Linked DNA regions of Homo sapiens: region 2 is linked to region 1. Evidence: read pairs that join two places in POLR2A ChIA-PET (ENCODE). Cell type or tissue: endothelial cell of umbilical vein. All regions are shown on one strand. Each heading gives the region's core, and the rest is flanking DNA. Links, peaks and the distances in the headings are about the cores only.

Region 1 (5,380 bases), core at 301-5,300:
GGTGGGAAGTGATTGGATCATGGGGGTAGATCCCTTATGAATGGCTTAGCGCCATCCCCTTGGTAATGAGTGAGTTTTTGCTCAGTTCATGTGAGATTTGGATGTGAGATTTGGTTGTTTAAAAGAGTGTGGAACCAGGGGGAGATGCCTCTCTCTCTCTTGCTGCTGCCTCTCTGCCATGTGATGCCCTGGCTCCCCCTTCACCTTCCACCATGATTGTGAGTGTCCTGGGACCCTCACCAGAAGCCAATGCTGGCACTATGCTTCGTGTACAACCTGCAGAACAGTGAGCCAAAATTAAACTTCTTTTCATTATAAATTACCCAGCCTCAGTTATGTCTTTACAACAATGCAAGAATGGGCTAACATAGCACCCAAATAGCCGAAGCAATCTTGAGAAAGAAGAACAAAGCTGGAAGCATCATATGTCCTGATTTCAAACTATACTACAAAGCCATAATAATAAAAACATTATTAACTTGGCAAAAATTAACTTGGCAAATAAAACTGGCTTCTAGAAGAAAATATAAGAAAAAGGCTCTTTGCCATTGGTCTTGGCAACAGTTTTTGGGATATGACTCTTACTTATTCTTTTATTTAACTTTTTACAATGAAATTTCCCAAAAATCTACAAAAAGAGAAGAATATAATGAACTACAATCAACAATTACCAACTTCTTTTTTTGTGAGATAGAGTCTCGCTCTGTCACCCAGGCGGGAGTGCAATGGCACGATCTTGGTTCACTGCAACCTCCATCTCCCAGGTTCAAGGGATTCTCCCACCTCAGCCTCCCAAGTAGCTGGGACTACAGGCACATGCCACCACACCCAGCTAATTTTTGTATTTTTTGGTAGAGATGGGGTTTCACCATGTTGGCCAGGCTGGTCTCAAACTCCTGACCTCAGGTGGTCCAACTGCCTTAGCCTCCCAAAGTGCTGGGATTACAGCCATGGGCCACCATGCCCAGCCAACAGTTACTAACTTCTGGTGAACCCTGCTTCATCTATACCTGCCCTCCACTTCCCACGTCACTTCAATCTGAATCATTTTGAAGCAAATACCACATAAGATACATCATTTGTCTTTTTTTGGGGGGGAGGGGTGACGTGTTATTGTTTTGTTTTGTTAGGTGAAACTCAAATTAACCATTTTAAAGTGAAAAACTGCATGGCATTTAGTGTATTCACAATATTGTGCAACCATTACCTCTATCTAATTTGAAAACATTTTCATCACCCCAAAAGGAAATCCCATACCCATTAAGTAGTTGCTCCCCATTCTCCCCTTCTACTCACCCCGGGTAGCCACCAGTATGCTTTCTGTCCACGTGGATTGACCTATTCTGGATGTTTCACACAAGTGGAATCATACAGTATGTGATCGTTTGTGCCTGGCTTCTTTCACTTAGCACAGTTTCAAGGTTCACCCATGTTGTAGAGTATGTCAAGACTTCATTCCTTTTTATGGCTGAATGATATTTCACTGTATGGATAGACCACACTTTGTTTATCATTAGTTGATGGACACCTGTTTTCATCTGTTGGCTATTGTGAATAGTGCTGCTGTGCACTTGGGTGTACATGCACTTGTTTGAGTCCCTGTTTTCAATTCCTTTGGATATATACCTAGGAGTGGCATTGCTGGGTCATGTCGTGATTCTAGATGTAACTTTTTGAGGACTTAGGGAGCCTCTCCTTTGTGAAGCCTGTTCTGATGTCCTCACATACATGCAGTTGAGCTCTCCACCTCTGTCACACTCTCTGTAGTAGCACCTATCCATAGGTGTAGCCGCTGCACTTCTGGATTATCAGCCTCCTCTGCTATCAGCCATCCACTGAGCAAAGGGCAGACAGGCAGGAACTGGGGCTCTTCTTCAAGACTTTCCTCTTCCATCTCCCTTCTGTCGTCCACACACACGATCCAAAGATCAAGGCCTGAATTGCTGAATTGGTACTATTGGTTAATTTGAGGTTTTACTGTACTGAATCCTTCTTCTGGTAAACTTTCTCACCCATCCTCATTCTTGTGAACAAATGTGAACCTGAAAGAGCTAATCCTTCAGGACGGATCCTTAGTGGCTAACTGGGCCTAAATTTAAAACAGAGCCAAGGGGCCATTTGCTGACTAGAGGTCACACACATACTGAGTTCCCTGAAAATCCACACCTCTCTCTTCAATTTTGGGGTGTTCAGAGCTCACTTGCACCAGCCACTCACAGCTCAGTTATGTCAACCAATCTCAGCTCAGCTGTATCAACCAATCAGGGCTCAGCTGTGTTGACTAATTAAAACTAAGCAAATTTGAATCCTTCATTTGCATAAATAGACCTGATTGGGAACCTGGGCAGGGACTTTCCCTATAAAACCTGAACCCTCCCTTTGTTCTCTGGAATGCACCTTCATTTTATACCAAAGGCTGCATCTCCCTGGTTTGCAAACTGTTCACTGGAATGAAGTCTATTTCCTGGCCAGGCATGGTGACTCACACCTGTAATCCTAGCACTGTGGGAGGCCAAAGCTGGAGAATCGCTTGAGCTCAGGAGTTCGAGACCAGCCTGGGCAACATAGTCTCTATAAAAATTTAAAAATTAGCCAGGCATTGGCTGGGCACGGTGGCTCACGCCTGTAATCCCAGCACTTTGGGAGGCCGAGGAGGGTGGATCACTTGAGGTCAGGAGTTCAAGACCAGCCTGGCCAACATGGTGAAACTCCGTCTCTACCAAAAATACAAAAATTTAGCTGGGTGTGGTGGCGCATGCCTGTAATCCCAGCTACTCAGGAGGCTGAGGCAGGAGAATTGCTTGAACCTGGGAGCCGGAAGTTGCAGTGAGCTGAGATCATGCCACTGCACTCCAGCCTGGATGACAGAGTGAGACTCCATCTCAAAAAAAAAAAAAAAAAGAAAAGAAAAGAAAAGAAAAAAAGAAAGAAAAATTAGCCAGCCATGGTGGTGTGCACCTATACTCCCAGCTCCTCAAGTGGCTGAGGTGGGAGGATCACTTGAGTCCAGGAAGTTGAGGCTTCAGTGAGGCATGATCGTGCCACTGCACCCCAGCCTGGGCAATAGAGCAAGGGCCTGTCTCAAGAAAATAATAATAAAGTTTCTTTTCTCCAAATCCCTTTTCAGAGAACTTTTGTTCACACTCCCCGTAGTTCACATGAAACTAATTCCCACCTGACCTCTGGCTCAAGGGATGGACACGTGATCTAAGTCAGGCCAACTGGAGTCGATCCTGGGACTCCTGATGGCTACATTCAGAGAGGAGCTCTACTCCCTAAACTCACCGCCTACAAGGACCCTGTGTAGCCAGGGCTGCCAGAGCACAGTCTGGATAGACCTGAGCATGAAGTCACAAGGGAGGCAGGCAAAGCCCAGACACAGAGGCCAGAGTTGAGTTTCTGGTAAAACCAGTCTAGCCCCTGGATGCAGTCCCACCTGAAGCCACCTTCATCTCTTGAACCTCCCTTGTCATGAGCCAGTAAGTTCTCTTTATTGCTGAAGCTAGTTTGAGTGGGTTTTGCCACCTGCAGCCCAGTGACACGTGGTGGTGGACCTGTAAGGCACTGCCTGCCAGCGCCTCCCCTCATGACCACACCTCCCTCCAGCCATGCAGTCTTCATGGGAGCCACCACATTCTCAGTGTGGGGCTTTGGAGCTTGGGACCAGAGGGAGGCAGTGCCGGTTCTTGGGCCCTAGGGGCAGGTCATTGTGAAAGGCTGCAGGCAGGCAGGGGAGGTGAGAGACAGCACCCACCACAGCCCCCAGGGCGGGGCCCAGCCTCCCGCGACCACAGTACACTCACCCTCCGCGTGGCTTGGCTGCTCAGCCTGTCTTTTGATCATGTAAGAGATGCCAGTCTACTTTGCACTGATCCCCTTTCTGGCCTAATCTAGTTTGGGATGTGTTTCAGTAAGCTGCATATCCATGTGGCTCCCACAAGCTCCTTAAGGCACAAACCTCTTCTTATTCACTTCTGCATCTGTCACCCTTGCAGAGCGCCCTAATGGTCCCTGACTTAATGCCAGCTAGGACCCAGCACTTGCCTTTCTGTGAAGTGCATGCCTGTGCCAGGGACTGTGCTAAGTCACTATGTGTAACATCATGCTCAGGCCTCCCAGTATCGCCACTGGATACTATTAGGTTGACCCATGTGTTTTTTCCAAAATCCAACTGGTTTTGGATCTACAGAAGCAGTAACTTCATATGGCCCAAACTAATATGAATTTTTTGCTGATGAAGCCAGAGAGATGGGGTCTCGCCCAAGGTAAACCAGCTAGAAAACAATGATTTGCGCTGATAGGAAAGGTGAGGACTTGATCTCTGGATGGCATGAGTAGGCAACCAAAGGGAGGATGAAAGAGGAAAGTCTCGAAGCAGAGCCCCGTCCCTGCCCCTCTGCCCTTTGCTCAGTGGATGGCTGACAGCAGAGGAGGCTGAGAATCCGGAAGTGCAGCGGCCACACCAGGCCGCTTCAGCACTGCCCTGATGTGGGGCCACAGTGTGTCCAGGAGGCAGGCCACCCACTGTTTCCCACAGGGCCCAGCCCTGCCCCGCCACAAGTGGGTCACAGCATCTTTGCCACCCCTGGAAGCCCGAACCGCAGTCCCAGAGCAGCAGAGCACTCTCAGGGCCGGGCTTGTTCTGCAGAGCCCTGGTGGTCAGGTGCCCCTGGGGCCTCTGGGGCAACATGTCTGTGAGGCATACCCGAAGTGGGCAGAGCAGGTATTCTGGAGCCTTCTGCCCAAGCCTGGTGACCTCAGGCAATCCACTTCACTTCTGGCTGCCTCTTTAATGCAGCTAAAAAATTGACATAATGCAGCACTGGTCCCATGAAGTTACTATGAGGATTTCATGAGTTAATCCACGCAAAGTCTCTAGGACAGCCTGTGACCAGTGCTTCTCCCTCCCCCACACAGGCCCTCTAGGACGTCTTCGCTCTCCCCTGCATATCCACGCCAGTGTCGGCTATGCTACACTTCGCACCCGCTCCATGGTGAGCTGTGCTGTGTGTCCACACTTCTGTCCACCCAGCTGGATGATAAGCAGGCTCAGGGGCTGGGCTTCCCTCCTCAGGGACCTCCCAGTCCCTCAATGGATGGGCGCGTGACTGTGACCCCGAGATATAAATCCCCTGAGGGCGCTTCAAGATGCCCCCAGCTTTAGAAAGGGAGAGACCAAGTGTGAAGCAACCAATGACTGAGACAGAAATCTCAGTTGCAAGCCCGAGGCTGCAACCTGGAAGACAGTGGGGCAGCAGTTGAATGCAGAGCTCAGGAGCCATGGTTGGGGCCAACAGGATGGCCCAGGCCCTCCTTCCCCTGGTCAAAGCCCAAGGCCCTGCAGAGCCGGCCCCTCCCCAGGCAGCCTGGGCCTCCTGGA
Region 2 (5,380 bases), core at 260-5,259, 170 kb before region 1:
ATTTGTTTTGTGAAATCCAGCCAGTGAAGATAAACCAGCAATAAATTTATAGCTTCTTCAATAAAATATCTTGAACAGGGGTATTAAAAGTGAAATCTCAGTACCAGAGATTTGATTTGAGTATTGTGGATGTGATTGTAGTCCTACAGAGTACCAGCTTAAGTTTCTTTGTTATAGTTGTGGTGTTCTTCTTTCCTCTTTTACATAATGCCCTGTTTTTTTCTCATTGGCTTTTTTTTTTTTTTTTTTTTTTTGAGACAGAGTCTTGCTCTGTTGCCTAGGCTGGAGTGCAGTGGCGTGATCTCACTGCACCCTCCACCTCCCAGATTCAAGTGATTCTTCTGCCTCAGCTTCCCAAGAAGCTGGGATTACAGGTGCGTGCCACCACATCTAGCTAATTTTTGCATATTTAGCAGAGATGGAGTTTCACTGTGTTGGCCAGGCTGATCTTGATTTCCTGATCTCAGGTGATTTGCCCACCTTGGCCTCCCAAAGTGCTGGGATTATAGGCATGAGCCACCACGCCCAGCCATTTCTCATTGTTAACACAAAGGTAAAAGCCCTTCTGTACTAATGAATCTAAGAGTATTGAATAGTAAGAATCACCAAAACTTGATTTCTTTCTTTCTTTTTTTTTTTTTTAAATTGAGGCAGAGTCTTGCTCTGTCACCCAGGCTGGAGTGCAGTGGCACAACCTGGGCTCACTGCAACCTCCGCCTACTGGGTTCAAGTGATTCTCCTTCCTGAGCCTCCTGAGTAGCTGGGATTACAGGCGCATGCCACCACGCCCAGCTAAGTTTTGTATTTTTAGTAGAGACAGGGTTTCGCCATGTTGGCCAGGCTGGGCTCGAACCCCTGACCTCAGGTGATCTGCCCACCTCAGCCTCCCAAAGTGCTGGGATTACAGGTATGAGCCACTGCACCTGGCCCAAAACTTGATTTCTTTTTTAAAAAAATGCATAGTCTTGCATTTATTGAAGATTTGCTGAGAAAATTCCCATCTCAGGATCACTTTTCTCAAATGGTTGGACACAGTGGCTCATGCCCCTAATCCCAGCACTTTGGGAGGCTGATGTGGGAGGATCACTGGAGCCAGGAGTTCAAGACCAGCCTGGGCAACACAGTGAGACCCCTGTCTCTACAAGAAATTTTAAAAAAAACAGCCAGGTGTGGTGGCACACACCTGTAGTCCAAGCTACTTGGGAGGCTGAGGCAGGAGGATCACTTGAGGCCAAGAGTTGAGGTTACAGGGAGCTGTTGACTGTGCCACTGCAGTCCAGTCTGGGCAACAGAGTGATATCCTATCTCTAAAAAATTAAAAATAATATATAAAATGAATGGCCATGAAAGTGAGCATCCTAATTCTGATCTATTTGTTTCTGAGCATTTCTTTGTAAGCTTAACAATGGAGTAGTGCATCAGAGTAACTGATCAATATAACCTTCCCCATGTGGATGCTCTGAGGAATACGCTTTAGAATTTTAGTGATATAGAAGCTTATTTAGAAGAACATACACAGTCTTAGGGAGCATACTCTTGGTTTATTAATTAAAAAAACTCATATGTTAAGCAGCTGTGCAAATGCACATTTAAATAACCATTTTACCATAGGATAGGACTAGAATACCTTAAACATTGTTTTCTGCCTTAAGCTCACCACAGGCTTTCCAATAACATTAAACTTGTTTCAACAGTTGTAGATGTTCAAGACACAGCTATACATTCTTCTAGGTGAAAGAACAGTATCCAGGTTTTCTGCTCCATAGAATTGTTATTTTCTATAAAAATGCAAAACACCTGAAGGAAACAATTTACCTAATTTTGTTGTTGTAAATGTGATTGCTTATGAATTGAAACATTGCTTTGATAAGCTTCCTTCCATATTCGTTGATGTCATACATTGTCTTTATATTATATAATTTGTGATGAGTTATACCATAGAATCAAGTTCAGTTTAAGCAGATAAATGCTTGTGAGATTAACATATTCTTCTTAGGAATGTTTGCCCATTGAGCCTTAAGATATAGGGTGAACTTGCTTAAGTTTCTGTACATAAAGATAAAATGCAAGCTGTTTTCTATTGTCAGGAGTTTAGCTTTATGAGAATGAGTATAAAGGTTTTGTGATCCGATTATAGTTCAGGAGGATTTAGGCCACAGTATAAATTACCTGTTTTGGTTCTGCGTACTAGTATGTGATATATGTCTCTTGATTTTTGCTTAGTTTTGTTTTGTTTTTTTTGGGAGACAGTGTCTCTCACTCTGTTGCCCAGTGGTGCAATCTTGGCTCACTGCAACCCCTGCCTCCTGGGTTTAAGTGATTCTCCCACCTCAGCCTCCCTAGTAGCTGGGACTACACGTGCCCGCCACCATGCCCAGCTAATTTTTGTATGTTTTTGTAGAAATGGGGTTTTACCATGTTGCCCAGGCTGGTCTTGAACTTGTGAGCTCAAGCCATCCACCCACCTTGGCCTCCCAAAGTGCTGGGATTACAGGTGTGAGCTACCGCATCCAGCCTGATTTTTGCTCATAGTTCTGTATCAGTATCTTTTGTTGCCTTAGGGTGCAGAGATGTGTGGATTAGTACAGAAATTCAAGACAAGTTTGACTTTCACATGTTGTTTTCATTGTTATGAGGATTTGTAGCTCTAATGTTTTTCTACATAAAATCAGTAAAACTAAATAAAATCAGGGTCCTTATTTAGATGAGTAACTTGCTTTGTCACATCAAGATTAAATGTACTGTTTTAGTGGGATTTACCTAAAAAGAGGTAAAAAAAGAATTGGCTACTACTGAAACCGGGAAAATTGTTTGCAAAATGCATTAATGTTCAGTATGGAAAATACCAAAAGCTATTCTTTTTTGCAGGATTTCAGTACTTTAACTAAATGTTTTTCTATAAATACTGTCTTTACCTCTCTCTCTCTTCTTTTGCACCCTGGAGATTTTTTTTTTCTTCCTGTCAGTTTGTATCTCTTATCATTTACTGTCTGTGGCTTCACAATACTGTATTGTTACAGTACCATTTAAAAAATTACAGCTGGAAGCTCTGAAATGCATCCTGACAAAGGAAGGCTGAATTGTGTGGCTTTAGGCCAACAGTAAGCTACAGGAACAAATGAAATTAAGAAGTTAATATTATTTCAGATATGTGTTTGTGTCCTTAGTCTTACAGAGAATTATTAAAACCAGGAATTTAAAAGTCATATCTGCTTTCCAACACTAGGAGTATGAAACATTTTACTTGCTTGTGAATCTTCTATTTTAAATGTTATTTTTTGTGAACAACTTTCTGTAGATTTATTTAATATAATCTTCCAGAATTTTTTTTTTTTTTTTTTTTTGAGATGGAATCTTGGTCTGTCGCCTAGGCTGGAGTGCAGTGGCGCGATCTCAGCTCACTGCAAGCTCCACCTCCTGGGTTCACACCACTCTCCTGCCTCAGCCTCCCAAGTAGCTGGGACTACAGGTGCCTGCCACCACACCCAGCTAACTTTTTGTATTTTTAGTAGAGATGCGGTTTCACTGTGTTAGCCAGGATGGTTAGCCAGGTCAGGATCTCCTGACCTCGTGATCTGGGATTACAGGTGTGAGCCACTGCTCCTGGCCTAATCTTCCAGGTTTGTTAAGCTCTCAGAAACAAGTTTCTTTGTTTTTTTTTTTTTTTTTCCAGCATATCTAACCCAAGTAAAATTTATTTTAACTTTTTGATCTTTTAATTTTTTATTCTGAAATTTATCTAAATATTTTCTAAATAACATGCTTATGCTGCTATTTTTTTTTCTGTTTTGGATATCTTGACTTCCTTTAATGAAAATGATCATGTAGCTTTCTTATTATCTTTTTCCTATCCATATCTTATTAAAATTTTAGTTATATTTCAATATGCTGTTTACATTATGCCAATGTAAATATATTTACAACTTGAGCTTTGTAGTATAATATGATTACACTTCCCTTTTTATACACCTTTTTGCTGTCTCTGGAGTTAATTGCTTTAATTTTTGTTGTTTATAACTGTCATTGGGTTCTCTCCAAATTCTCAAAGAACTGTAAATCTTTCATTATTTTCTTTTTTTTAAATTTTATTATTATTATTATTATTATTTGAGATGGAGTCTTGCTCTGTTGCACAGGCTGGAGTTCAGTGGTGTGATCTTGGCTCATTGCAACCTCCACCTCCTGGGTTCAAGCTATTCTCTTGCCTCAGCCTCCCGAGTAGCTAGGATTACAGGTGCACACCACCATACCCACTAAATTTTGCATTTTTAGTGGAGACGAGGTTTCACCATGTTGGCCAGGCTGGTCTCAAACTCCTGACCTCAGGTGATCTGCCTGCATTGGCCTCCCAAAGTGCTGGGATTACAGGCGTGAGCCATCATGCCCAGCCTTATTTATATATATATTTTTAGACAGGGTCTTGCTCTGTCACCCAGGCTGGAGTGCCATAGCACAGTCGCAGCTCACTACAGCCTTGACCCCCCACCCCCGACCCCAGTTTCAAGCGATCCTCCCAAAATCTCTCAATATTTTCAAAACAGCATTTACTCTTCTCAGTTTCAGCTTTTCTTGGAGATACACTTCTGGAAGCTCTCACTTTTCCTCTAGTCTGAATTGACTACTCTCCAAGAGTGTTGCACATCTTTTGTTCTGGGACTCCTTAATCTATTAATAAATAACATTCTTTGGTTCCTTGATTTCATATCCTCTTTTTGGTTTATTCCTTTCTTTTCTTGAAATGTACACTCTATGAGCCTTATAGAATAAGGGTGCATGGAAGATAATTTTTCAGAAATTATGCCCATTCCAAAATTTATTTTACCTTTATACTTTAATGGTAGTTTGGCTGAGTACTGAATTTTAGGTTGTAAATAAATTGCCCATGTATTCTTGTATTGTTAGCTTTTAGCTTCCAGTATTGACAAAAAATCTGGTGCCATTCTGATTCTTGACCCTCTGGGTATCACCTGTTTTTCTCTCTAGAATTTCAAAAAAAGCTCTTCTCTTTGTCTCTGTTGTCCTGAAGTTGTACAATGATGGGCCTTGGTGTGGGTCATCTTGGCAGCCCAAGGCATAGGACTCAGAAGTACTCAGCAGACTCAGTACTATGCAGCCTTAGGAGTCTTTCAATCTGGAAAATTTATGAGTCCTTTCAATCTGGAAAACTCAAAGACTGGATCTGGAAACACTGGTTTTAAAAAACTTCTTTCAATATTTTTATATTCTGTATTTTATATTTTATTGTGTAATATTTTATTCATATAAAATAAACATATAAGCTATGACACATAGTAATACACTACCTGTGAACCAGCCATACAACATAAGAATGGGAACATTACCATTGCCATGCTTTTGTAACTCTTTACAGTTCTCCTCC

What was found. ChIA-PET counts read pairs that join two places held together with the same protein. Peaks named below come from ENCODE experiments on the same cell type or tissue, not always from the same donor. Only the 100,000 strongest peaks of a DNase experiment are listed, where the experiment ranks them.
Region 2: POLR2A ChIA-PET joins it to region 1 with 6 read pairs; 6 of 35 experiments call an interaction of 5 or more read pairs at or near these places.

The regions. Positions count from the first base shown.
Region 1 is chr3:129,632,317-129,637,696 of GRCh38, reverse strand. It overlaps the pseudogene CARMIL2P1. Among named protein-coding and RNA genes, the nearest start is that of PLXND1, 28 kb to the right of the region's middle. In endothelial cell of umbilical vein, for the core only: no CTCF peak of the experiment used is centred there; no DNase peak of the experiment used is centred there.
Region 2 is chr3:129,807,211-129,812,590 of GRCh38, reverse strand. All of the region lies in intron 4 of TMCC1 (transmembrane and coiled-coil domain family 1), which reads left to right. Among named protein-coding and RNA genes, the nearest start is that of TMCC1, 84 kb to the left of the region's middle. In endothelial cell of umbilical vein, for the core only: no CTCF peak of the experiment used is centred there; a DNase peak (open chromatin) is centred at 3,080.